Linked DNA regions of Homo sapiens: region 1 is linked to region 2. A link is an interaction called in ENCODE POLR2A ChIA-PET data of the cell type or tissue named here. Cell type or tissue: PC-3. All regions are shown on one strand.

Region 1 (5,000 bases), 110 kb after region 2:
ATGTTGCCATAAAGAAATTGGAGGCACAAGTCCTTTGCTCTGCCAGAATAAAAAAGATGTGCTTAGGAAAAAAGGAAATAGAAAGAAAAAAGAAAGTGCTTAAGTATGTAAAATTTGGAACCCCTAAATTCCAGGTTTTATAAGATTTTGGATTTGCTCATACATGGCAAGTATTAAGATACCCCCTCCCTGTAATCTTTTTTTTTTTTTTTTTTGAAAGGGAGTCTTACTCTCTCACCCAGGCTGGAGTGCAGTGGCGCAATCTCAGCTCACTGCAACTTCTGCCTTCTGAGTTCAGTGATTCTCCTGTCTCAGCCTCCCAAATAGCTGAGATTACAGGCACCCACCACCATGCCTGGCTAATTTTTGTATTTAGTAGAGACGGAGTTTCACCATGTTGGTCAGGCTGGTCTCGAACTCCTGACCTCAAATGATTCGCCCAGCTCGGCCTCCAACAGTGCTGCGATTATAGGCATGAGCCACCACTCCCGGCCATAATCTCTTATCCTTCACTTACTTTCTTTCTTTTTTGTTTTTGAGAAAGGGTCTCATTCTGCCACCCAGGCTGGAGCACAGTGAGGCAATCATAGCTTACTGCAGCCTTGAAATCCTGGGCTCAAGCATCTCCCACCTGAACCTCCTGAGTAGCTGAGACTACTGGTGCATGCCACCACATCCAGCTAATTCTTTATATTTTTCATAGAGACAGGGTTTCGCCATATTGCCCAGGCTGGTCTGCAACTCCTGAGCTCAAGTGATCCTCCTGCCTTGGCCTCCCAAAGTGTGAGATTACAGGTATGAGCCACCATGCCTCGACCTGCTTTTCATTCATTAACTTATTTGCATTTTTCTCTGTGGTCTTCTGAAGAAGTGAGTTTGTCAATTGATCACTGCTTATTTGCAAAGCTGATTTCAATATCCTTTTTTTTCAGATAGAAGAGAAAAGGGAGAGAGAAAACACCCTTCTATAAATAATGGATGATAGTTTTTTACTTCATAAGATATCCAATAGACCAATGGTTCTCGACCTCGAGGGGACATTTGGCAATGTCTGGAGACATTTTTGGTTGTCACAATGGAGGGTAAGCTACTGACATTTAGTGAGTAGAGGCCAGGAATACTGGTAAACACCCTACGAGGCCCAGGATAGTTCCCACCGTGAAGAATTATCCAGCCCAAAGTGCCAATAGTGCTGAGGTTGAGGAATTCTGCAGCAGACAGAATGTGTATGTTCATCTAAGACAGAAATATGAGCATAGTTCCATTTTTAGCCATGTTTACAATTAGGTATTTATGCTGAAGTATTCACAGGTGAATTCCTAGCATGTCTGAGATTGGCTTTAGAATATGCTGGGGTGGGACACAGTGGCTCATGTCTGTAATCTCAGCACTTTGGGAAGCCAAAGCAAGAGGATCACTTGAGCCCAGGAGTTTGAGACCAGCCTGAGCAACATGGCAAAACCCCATATCTGAAAAAAAAAAAAAAAAAAAATTAGCTGGGTGTGGTGGTTTGTACCTGTAGTCCCAGCTACTCCAGAGGCCGAGATGGAAGCCTGGGGAGGTGGAGGCTGCAGTGAGCTGGGATGACACCACTGCACTCCAGCCTGGGCAACAGAGCAAGACCCTATCTCAAAATAAAATAAATAAATAAAATAAAATATGCTAACAACAACAACAACATAGTTGCGGGTGATAAATATGATGAGCTCAGAACATTGATAACTATTGAGGCCGGTGATGGGTACATGGGGTTCACTGTACTATTCACTCCACTTTTGTGTATGTCTGAAATTTTCTGTAATAAAAATATAAAGTGAAATTGTATATCCAGTGTGCAGTGCATGGCTGCAGCTCATGCTTTGTCAGTCACAGCATTTTCAACTAATCAAAAACAGAATGGCCGGGTGCGGTGGCTGTGATCACAGCCTGTGATCACAGCACTTTGGAAGGCCAAGGCGGGTGGATTACCTGACATCAGGAGTTCAAGACCAGCCTGGCCAACATGGTGAAACCCCACCTCTATTAAAAATACAAAAATTAGCCAGGCATGGCAGCACGCACCTGTAATTCCAGCTACTTGGGAGGCTGAGGCAGGAGAATTGCTTGAATATGGGAGGTGGAGTTGCAGTTGAGCCGAGATCGTGCCACTGCACTCCAGCCTGAGTGACAGAGCAGGACTCCATCTCAAAAAACAAAAACAAAAACAAAAACAAAACAAAAAACAGATGCATGGGTCTTTCCCTAGAGCAAGCGAATCCGAGTGCCTGGGAGAACCACCCAGGCATCTGTATTTTTAAAAGCTCCACTAGTAATTCTATGAGGATTGAAAACCATTGGTGTGGCCAGTAGCAATGGCTCATGCCTGTAATCCCAACGCTTTGGGAGGCCGAGGGAAGAGGATAGCTTGAGCCCAGGAATTCAAGACCAGTCTGGGCAATATAGTGAGACCTTGTCTCTACAAAAAAATTACAAAATTAGCAGAGCATGGTGGCACATACCTGTGGTCCCAGCCACTTAGGAGGGTGAAGTGGGAGGATCATTTAAGCTCAGGAGGCAGGGGTTGCAGTGAGCTGAGATTGTGCCACTGCACTCCAAGCTGGGTGACAGAGTGAGATGTCAGAAGAGAAAAGAAAACTATTGGTGTAAGGCATACAAGGGAAGCTTCCTTCTGACCAGTCTGAGGAGACTGAGCTTTATGCCTACACATGAGTGTCTTTGGGTTGTATTAAGCTTTCCAGTCTTCTTGGGTAACCAGGGCAAAGGCACCTGGTGGAGGCGGCCCAGGCAAGGTTAATTTTGGTAAAGGAGATCGAGCGAGACAGACAGAGAAAAAGAGAGAGACAGAGACAGAGAGACAGGCAGAAATCCTGAACGTGAGCCACTTGTCTAAAATGGACAGAGTGTAGATGGATACAGCAGTGAGAATCCTGGTCACCACCAGGACCATGACACACACTTAGGAGGTGGGAGGAAAAGGCTCTCTCAAAGGTGCACGGCACCCACTGTGCTGGAGACAACCATTTACTCAACACATAGATTTTTTTTTTTGGAGACAGAGTTTCGCTCTTGTCGCCCAGGCTGGAGTACAGTGGCGTGATCTCGGCTCACTGCAACCTCCACCTCCCAGATTCAAGCGATTCTCCTGCCTCAGCCTCCCAAGTAGCCGGGATTACAGGTGCCCACCACCATGCCCAGCTAATTTTTTGTATTTTTAGTAGAGACGGGGGTTTCACCATGTTGGTCAGGCTGGTCTCGAACTCCTGACCTCAGGTGATCCACCTGCCTCAGCCTCCCAAAGTGCTGGGATTACAGGCATGAGCCACCATGTCCACCCTCAACACATAGATTTTGAAGGTCGACTTTGCACTAGACAATATACTAGCTTATATCCTGGTAGAACAATAGAAATATACCTCAATATATAAGTTTTTGTATATGCATATACAATTCACATGCAATTATATAAATATAATACAAGGCACAATTTGTAATGAGAAGTAGAAATAACAGGTATAAAGAAAAGAGAGAGGCCAATTGCACTTTGTAGAAAACACTGAATGAATGAATACATGAATGGATTCCAGAAATCCAACAAAATCTCCTTGGTATAAGGAAACTAAACAATACCAAAGAATACATTGAATTATTTTCCACTTTGTTGACAATCTATGTGGTTGAAGACACTAAAGCATATTAATGCCTATATTAAAAGGAAATTACAGATTACTTATTGTGAAGTCGTATATTACCTTACAGGATGCTGAAACCCAAAGGCTCCCTTTGATCCAAAAGTGTGTTGGTCAGCCCTAGGTTCAAGCTGTAACGACAGACACATACAAACACAGAGACAGTGCAGGAGTGTCGGAAGGTGACATCCTGAGGTTTTAAACCACAGAACGTAAGTCATCTGCAGTTGGTCATATCAATACCAATTTTAGAGAGTTTAGACACCTTATCAGTATTCGATAAGCCCGTGTTCCTGTTACCGCGGCCCAAAATGTCCCAGGCACTGTGAAGAATTCAGATGGAAGGAGTTGGACACAGTGCCTCAGTCCAGCATTTTACAATCTAATGGACAGAGACGCACATGTATGCTAATAACCAGCTACAAAGCATCACACGGTAAGATACCCATGATTCTAAGCATGAAGGAAGGTCAGGAACGGGTTCATGAAGGGCCTCGCAGAGACATCTGTGGCATGTGGGTTTGCAATTCTAAGACTATTTTGGCAGAGGAGAGCATCAAATTCAGAGTGGCAGTACCGGGAGTGGTAGCTCATGCCTGTAATACCAGCATTTTGGGAGATTGAGGCGGGTGGAATCTGAAAATTTAGCTAGGCATGGGCGTGGTGGCGCATGCCTGTAATCCCAGCTACTTGGGAGGCTGAGGCACAAGAATCACTTGAACCTGGGAGGTGGAGGTTACAGTGAGCCAAGATCCTGCCACTGCACTCCAGCCTGGACGACAGAGCGACACTCCGTCTCAAAAAAAAAAAAAAAAAAATCAGAGTGGCAGGAAAACAGGGGGTGCAAGTGGGGAGCCATGAGGAGCCTTGTGTGGAACAAGTGAGACCCTGTGATGGGCAAAGGGCTCAAACGGTGACATATGCCTGGAATACCCACTGTTGAGTTTAGGTTTGACTCTGGATACAGGAACTGGAGATGGATTTTTGAGTCAGGGAGTCCAACTATCAGATCTGTATTTCAAGGAGAGCAGCGGCCGCAGGGAGCTGTGCACAGATGAGGCTGGTATAGAAAGGGCTTGGAGGAACCAGTCTTGAAAATTGATGGTAAAGAGCTTCTGGATGAGGGCAGGATGTGAACTCAGGCTGGGCACGGTGGCTCACTCCTGTAATGGCAGCACTTTGGGAGGCCCAAGTGGGCAGATCACTTGAGGTGAGGAGTTCAAGACCAGCCTGGCCAACACAGTGAAACCCAGTCTCTACTAACAATACCAAAAAATTTAGCTGGGCGTGGTGGCATGTGCCTGTAGTCCCAAC
Region 2 (5,000 bases):
CCACTACAGAAACAACTTCTATACATTATTTACAAAGTATTTATTGTAAATATACATGAACAGGTGCACAAAGGTGTATGTGCAAGGATGTTTGAAGTACTGTCTGATCTATCCCTCTCAAAGGAAGAAGAAAAAGAGAGAGATGGATAGAGGGATAGAAAGTGAGGGAGGAAAAGAGGAATGAAGAGCCTAAATGCACAAAAATGGGGGATACAGCCATATTACAAAATACTGTACAGCAAATGAAGAATGGAAGAGCTCTGTGTTCTGAACATGGGAAGAAACACAAGATATTTTGTAAAAGACAAAAAGCAAGCTGTAGGCCAGAGTCATTCTAATAATAATGAAAATGATGGTGGTAACAGTAATGACGACTAAAGTACACTGAAGATTTACTATGTTCCAGGGCTCTAAGTGTTTTACGTGGTTATCCCATTTAATGAAGAAATAGTCCCATATGGTAGATATTACCTAATAAAGGAGTGTTCAGTTGGAAAAGTGAAACAAAATATCAGAAAAATAAATTTTTTTTAAATAAAACAGGTTAAAATTACAACTCTGCATTTAAAAAATTATCATATATTAATATCTGGTTTCTTTAGGGGTACAGGGGAGGGCAGGGAAGAAGACTCATGATTTTTCTATCAAATAATAGAAAAACATAATAATATGCTATATCCTTGCTTTGTATTTAATTTTTGTAGCAGCATCCAAAAATGGTCATTTTTGAAAAGAAATGAGACTTCACTGATTTTTTTTTAGTGTTTTGATATTCAAATCATTCCCCCTGAAGCATCTATCATGGATTCAGATTAAGAAATGGAGAAGAAATTGAAAACCAGTGTATTGTGGCAGACATGGCTTTGCTGTTTCTCCAACATCACTTTAATTCACTTCATAAACTTCTGTATTAAAAGATTTACAATTTCACATTGTAATCAATTTATATCTTGTTGTCAATGGGGTGTTAACAATAAAGACAGGAGGCAAGGCCAGGCACACGCCTGCAATCCCAGCACTCTGGGAGGCCAAGGCAGAAGGATCACTTGAGGCCAGGAGTTCAAGACCAGCCTGGGCAACAGAGCAAGACCCTGTCTCTAAAAAACATTTAGTTTTAGTTATCCAGTCATGGTGACGTGCACCATAGTAGCAGTAGTAGTCCTGGCTACTTGGGAGCTGAGGCAAAAAGAATCACTAGAGTCTAGGAGTTCAAGCCTGCAGTGAGCTAGGGTTACACCACTGCACCGCAGCCTAAGTGATAGAGCAAGACCCTATCTCAAAAAAACAAAAAAAAAGATAGGAGGCAATTAATTACTGTTAATTTTCATGGGGATGTTTGATAGAATTCATTTTAGAAGTAGTCAGAATTCATTAGGAAAGATTTTCCTCTAACAATAATTACTCAAAAGGGCATCTGAAATATGCATACCCATGTCTGCGTATGCAGAGTAAGTTTCCCAATAGTCATGAAACTGTTAACAGTGTATTCCTGGAGGAGGCCTTAGAGAAGGGACTGCAGGAGGGTCAAATGAGGTGAGCAGGGAAGGAGGCTTCATGTGCACCTTATATCTCTCTTAATGCTTTTTCCTTTTAGAGTACATATTCTGGGATTTAAGAAATTAATATGGAAATATTTCATATTATGTGACTTTCAGAAGTCAATATATTAATATCCAGGATTAATAATCCTTTAGCCAAAAATTATCCTTTCCTAAAGATATGCTTTTGATATTTGAAAGGGATTTTGGTAGTCATCATAATACATACATTAAAGTAGCTAATACTCGAAAAACAATTTTTTTTCCTTTTTCTTGGGAAGAGTATATTAAGGGGAAAAAAACATACCTTAGAGAAAAAACATACCTGAACTTTTCTGATTCATTGTTTCGAGATTTTTGTTTTCCTTTATGTTTTGGAGGCTGACCTGTGAACACAAAAGTATTTGTTCCTAAAATCTGTACATAAAAATCTACAAGCCTGAGAGTAAAACTATTTTTAAAATATAAATTGGAGTAAGAAAACAGAAGCAGAAATGTGGTACGTGGGTGTAACTACAAAAGGGTAAGCCAAAAAAGAAGCTACTGATGATATTTTTCTATATATAATAAATTAAATTATTAAAGATCAATTATAATAGTGATCATTATGATTTAGGTCTACCATAGATACAGAGAGATACAGGAGATAACTCCTGTTCTCAGTTTATAATCAGATGGGGTGAAAAGACACATCACTTCAGTAGTTAAACAACAATCATCCTTATGAAGAAAAGAAAATACTGTGTTGTTATTGACATATAAATTGCATAGTCAGTAATATCTCTCACAACTCACAAAAGGGAAAAATCACCTAAGCTGGAGTGGCTGAGAAAAATGTTAGTGAGGATATGGCATTTGTGTTCGGTTTTGAGGAAGAAGTACGATTTGGATAGAATGGCCTGAACTCAAGAGTAGAGAGTTCATTTCAGAAGCACTAAGTAAACCTGTGTGATTTCAAGACCTCAAAAAGGGTGGAAGGCTGGAAAAGGGCTGCTAAGGCAGGCTGAGGTGAGTGTTTACAGACCCTTAGCTTCAGATCCAGCTCTGTGAGCCCAGATTTATTCTGCTGGCAGGAGTAGGAAACCACTGCATATTTTTGGGCAGGGAGAGCCATGCTCAGAGCTGTGTAGAAGAACTGGTATGGCAGGAGGAGCAGGGTGCATCTGATGAAGGTTTAAGGGGAGGGCACAGACACAAGTCAGAGCCAATGTAATAAGGAGGGAATGAGAGCCTGGGCTTTGGTGGCCTCAGAAAACAAAAGCAGCTTTTGGAAAGGTAGAAGAATTCTAGTTTGATTTCCATTCTGTGACCTTGGACAAAACTACTTAACCTTAATCCTGGAACCTCAATTTCTTCCCCTGTATGTAAATGCTGAAGGGTGGACAGAATTTATTTAATTAAATGATAGTAATGGCCTGAGAAATATGAAGAAATTAAAAGCTATCTTCCAAAAAAAAGTTTTATCCTCAAAGATGTTTTATATGCTGTTGGAACTGCATCAGGTAGGACAACTGCCTGAGTTTCCCCTCCCTATCATTACGCTAATGTGCTAACCAAATGGAAATGCTCAATACTAAGTAGCTGTATCTATGGAACTAACTGAGCCTGAGCGAACATGGAGCTGCAGGTCACAAAAAATAGAAATGGCTGCTAGAAGCAAAACTATGGAAAGAAAAACCAACCACCCAACAAACAAGACAAGGGAAAAGAGAGGATCACTAACTAAAAAATCAACAATCTCACCTGAAGAATCCTGGGAGGAACACCACCAGGCTTGAGGTCAGTCACTGTTATGTGTGACCACAACCTTAAGCCATCAAGAAAACCTGTATTTTCCTAAATTCCGTGTTAAAAGGCAGGGAAGCATGTAATATACTTTAGAGGATTTTCATCAAACTCTGGTGGTATTAAGATTCAGAAATAAATGAAGCACAAAAATATTCACTTCTCCAGAACCTTCATCTCCAAATGATGCCAAGTAATGAGGTTCTGCGGTGTCTGTGTTTACTAGATATGTAAATAAATACATGCACTGAGCACACACAACTTAAAACAAATGAGACTTAGCCTACAGCACTGTTATGGTCTGGATATCTGTGTCCCCGACAAGATTCACATGTTGAAAACCAAATCCTCAAGGCGATGGTAATAGGAAGTGGAACCTTTGGGAGGAATTAGGTCATGAGGCTGTCCCCTCATGAATGGGATTAGTGCCCTTATAAGAAGAGACCCCAGGCTGGGCGTGGTGGCACACACCTGCAATCCCAGCACTTTGGGAGGCCAAGGCGAGAGGATTGCTTGAAGCCAAGATTTCGAGACCAGCCTGGCCAGCATGGCAAAACCTTGTCTCTGCTAAAAATACAAAAATTAGCCTGGTGTGGTAGTGCATGCCTGTAATCCCAGCTACTCGGGAGGCTGAGGCAGGAGAATTGCTTGAACCCAGGAGGCAGAGGCTGCAGAGAGCCCAGATCATGCCACTGCACTCCAGCCTGGGCAACAGAGCAAGAATCTGTCTCAAAAAAAAAAAAAGAAAGAAAAAGAAAAGAGACCCCAGAGGGCTGTCTTGCTCCTTCTACTACATGAGAACACGGCAAAAAGATGGCCATCTATGAACCGGGAAGAAGACCCTCAGCAGACATCGAATCTGTTGACATCATGATGATGAATTTCTCAGCTTCTAGAAATGTGAGAAATAAATGTTTGTTGCTTATAAGCTATCTAGTTTATGGTATTTTTGTTACAGCAGCATCTGTTCTCAATATGGGTGATATCACCCCCAATAGGGTGAAAATTAGTTATTGGGAGACAAAATCAATTCCTTTTATACATAAAGCGCAGATGCACATATGGTACATAAACAGCTATTAAAATTTTATGAGGGAGAACAATTAGATTTAAAAAGGTCTAAACAGGCTCCTAGCAGGTGGGAGGAAGGGAGGCAATAATAAACTTTCAATAATGAGAAACAACAGCCTAAAAAAAATTAAGAAGCAGACCAAAAAGAGCTATGTACTTCATCTTTTCCTTTCCTTTTATTTGAATTTCCAAAATTACATTCACTAAATAATACAAAAAGACTGAGCATTGATTTCAAATAAATATTCAATATTTTCTTAACATAGAAGCATTATAAAGTAAAGGAGAACAAGAGTGGATATAAGCAAGGCTTGTGCACATTGTAGGGCATCCAAATTTAGGAGACATTATATTAACTTGGCAACAATTGATATAAAAACAATACTCACTTGATGGTGGTGAAAATTCAGGATGACAGTCACAATCATCTACCTTCAACGCCTCATCCGCCACCTGCCAATGAAATTAGTGAGACTTAAAAAAAAAAAAAACAACCCAGCCATGAAGAATTCAATAGCTATATAAAAGAATTTAGAATAGAATAGGATAGAATTCACCCTAGCAGCTAAAATATGCAGCTGGTTATTAAGCCTAAATGTATAAACA

What was found. Peaks named below come from ENCODE experiments on the same cell type or tissue, not always from the same donor. Only the 100,000 strongest peaks of a DNase experiment are listed, where the experiment ranks them.
Region 1: POLR2A ChIA-PET joins it to region 2 with 6 read pairs; 2 of 35 experiments call an interaction of 5 or more read pairs at or near these places.

What each region holds. Positions count from the first base shown.
Region 1 is chr21:37,012,368-37,017,367 of GRCh38, reverse strand. It overlaps RIPPLY3 (ripply transcriptional repressor 3), which reads right to left. Exons shown (of 4, transcript NM_018962.3): 3 at 3,750-3,817. Among named protein-coding and RNA genes, the nearest start is that of RIPPLY3, 8.2 kb to the right of the region's middle. In PC-3, no CTCF peak of the experiment used is centred here; no DNase peak of the experiment used is centred here.
Region 2 is chr21:37,125,927-37,130,926 of GRCh38, reverse strand. TTC3 (tetratricopeptide repeat domain 3) reads right to left here. Exons shown (of 46, transcript NM_001330683.2): 15 at 4,784-4,847; 16 at 1,864-1,924. Among named protein-coding and RNA genes, the nearest start is that of TTC3, 55 kb to the right of the region's middle. In PC-3, no CTCF peak of the experiment used is centred here; a DNase peak (open chromatin) is centred at 2,686; H3K4me3 peaks cover 231 bases; H3K27ac peaks cover 1,063 bases.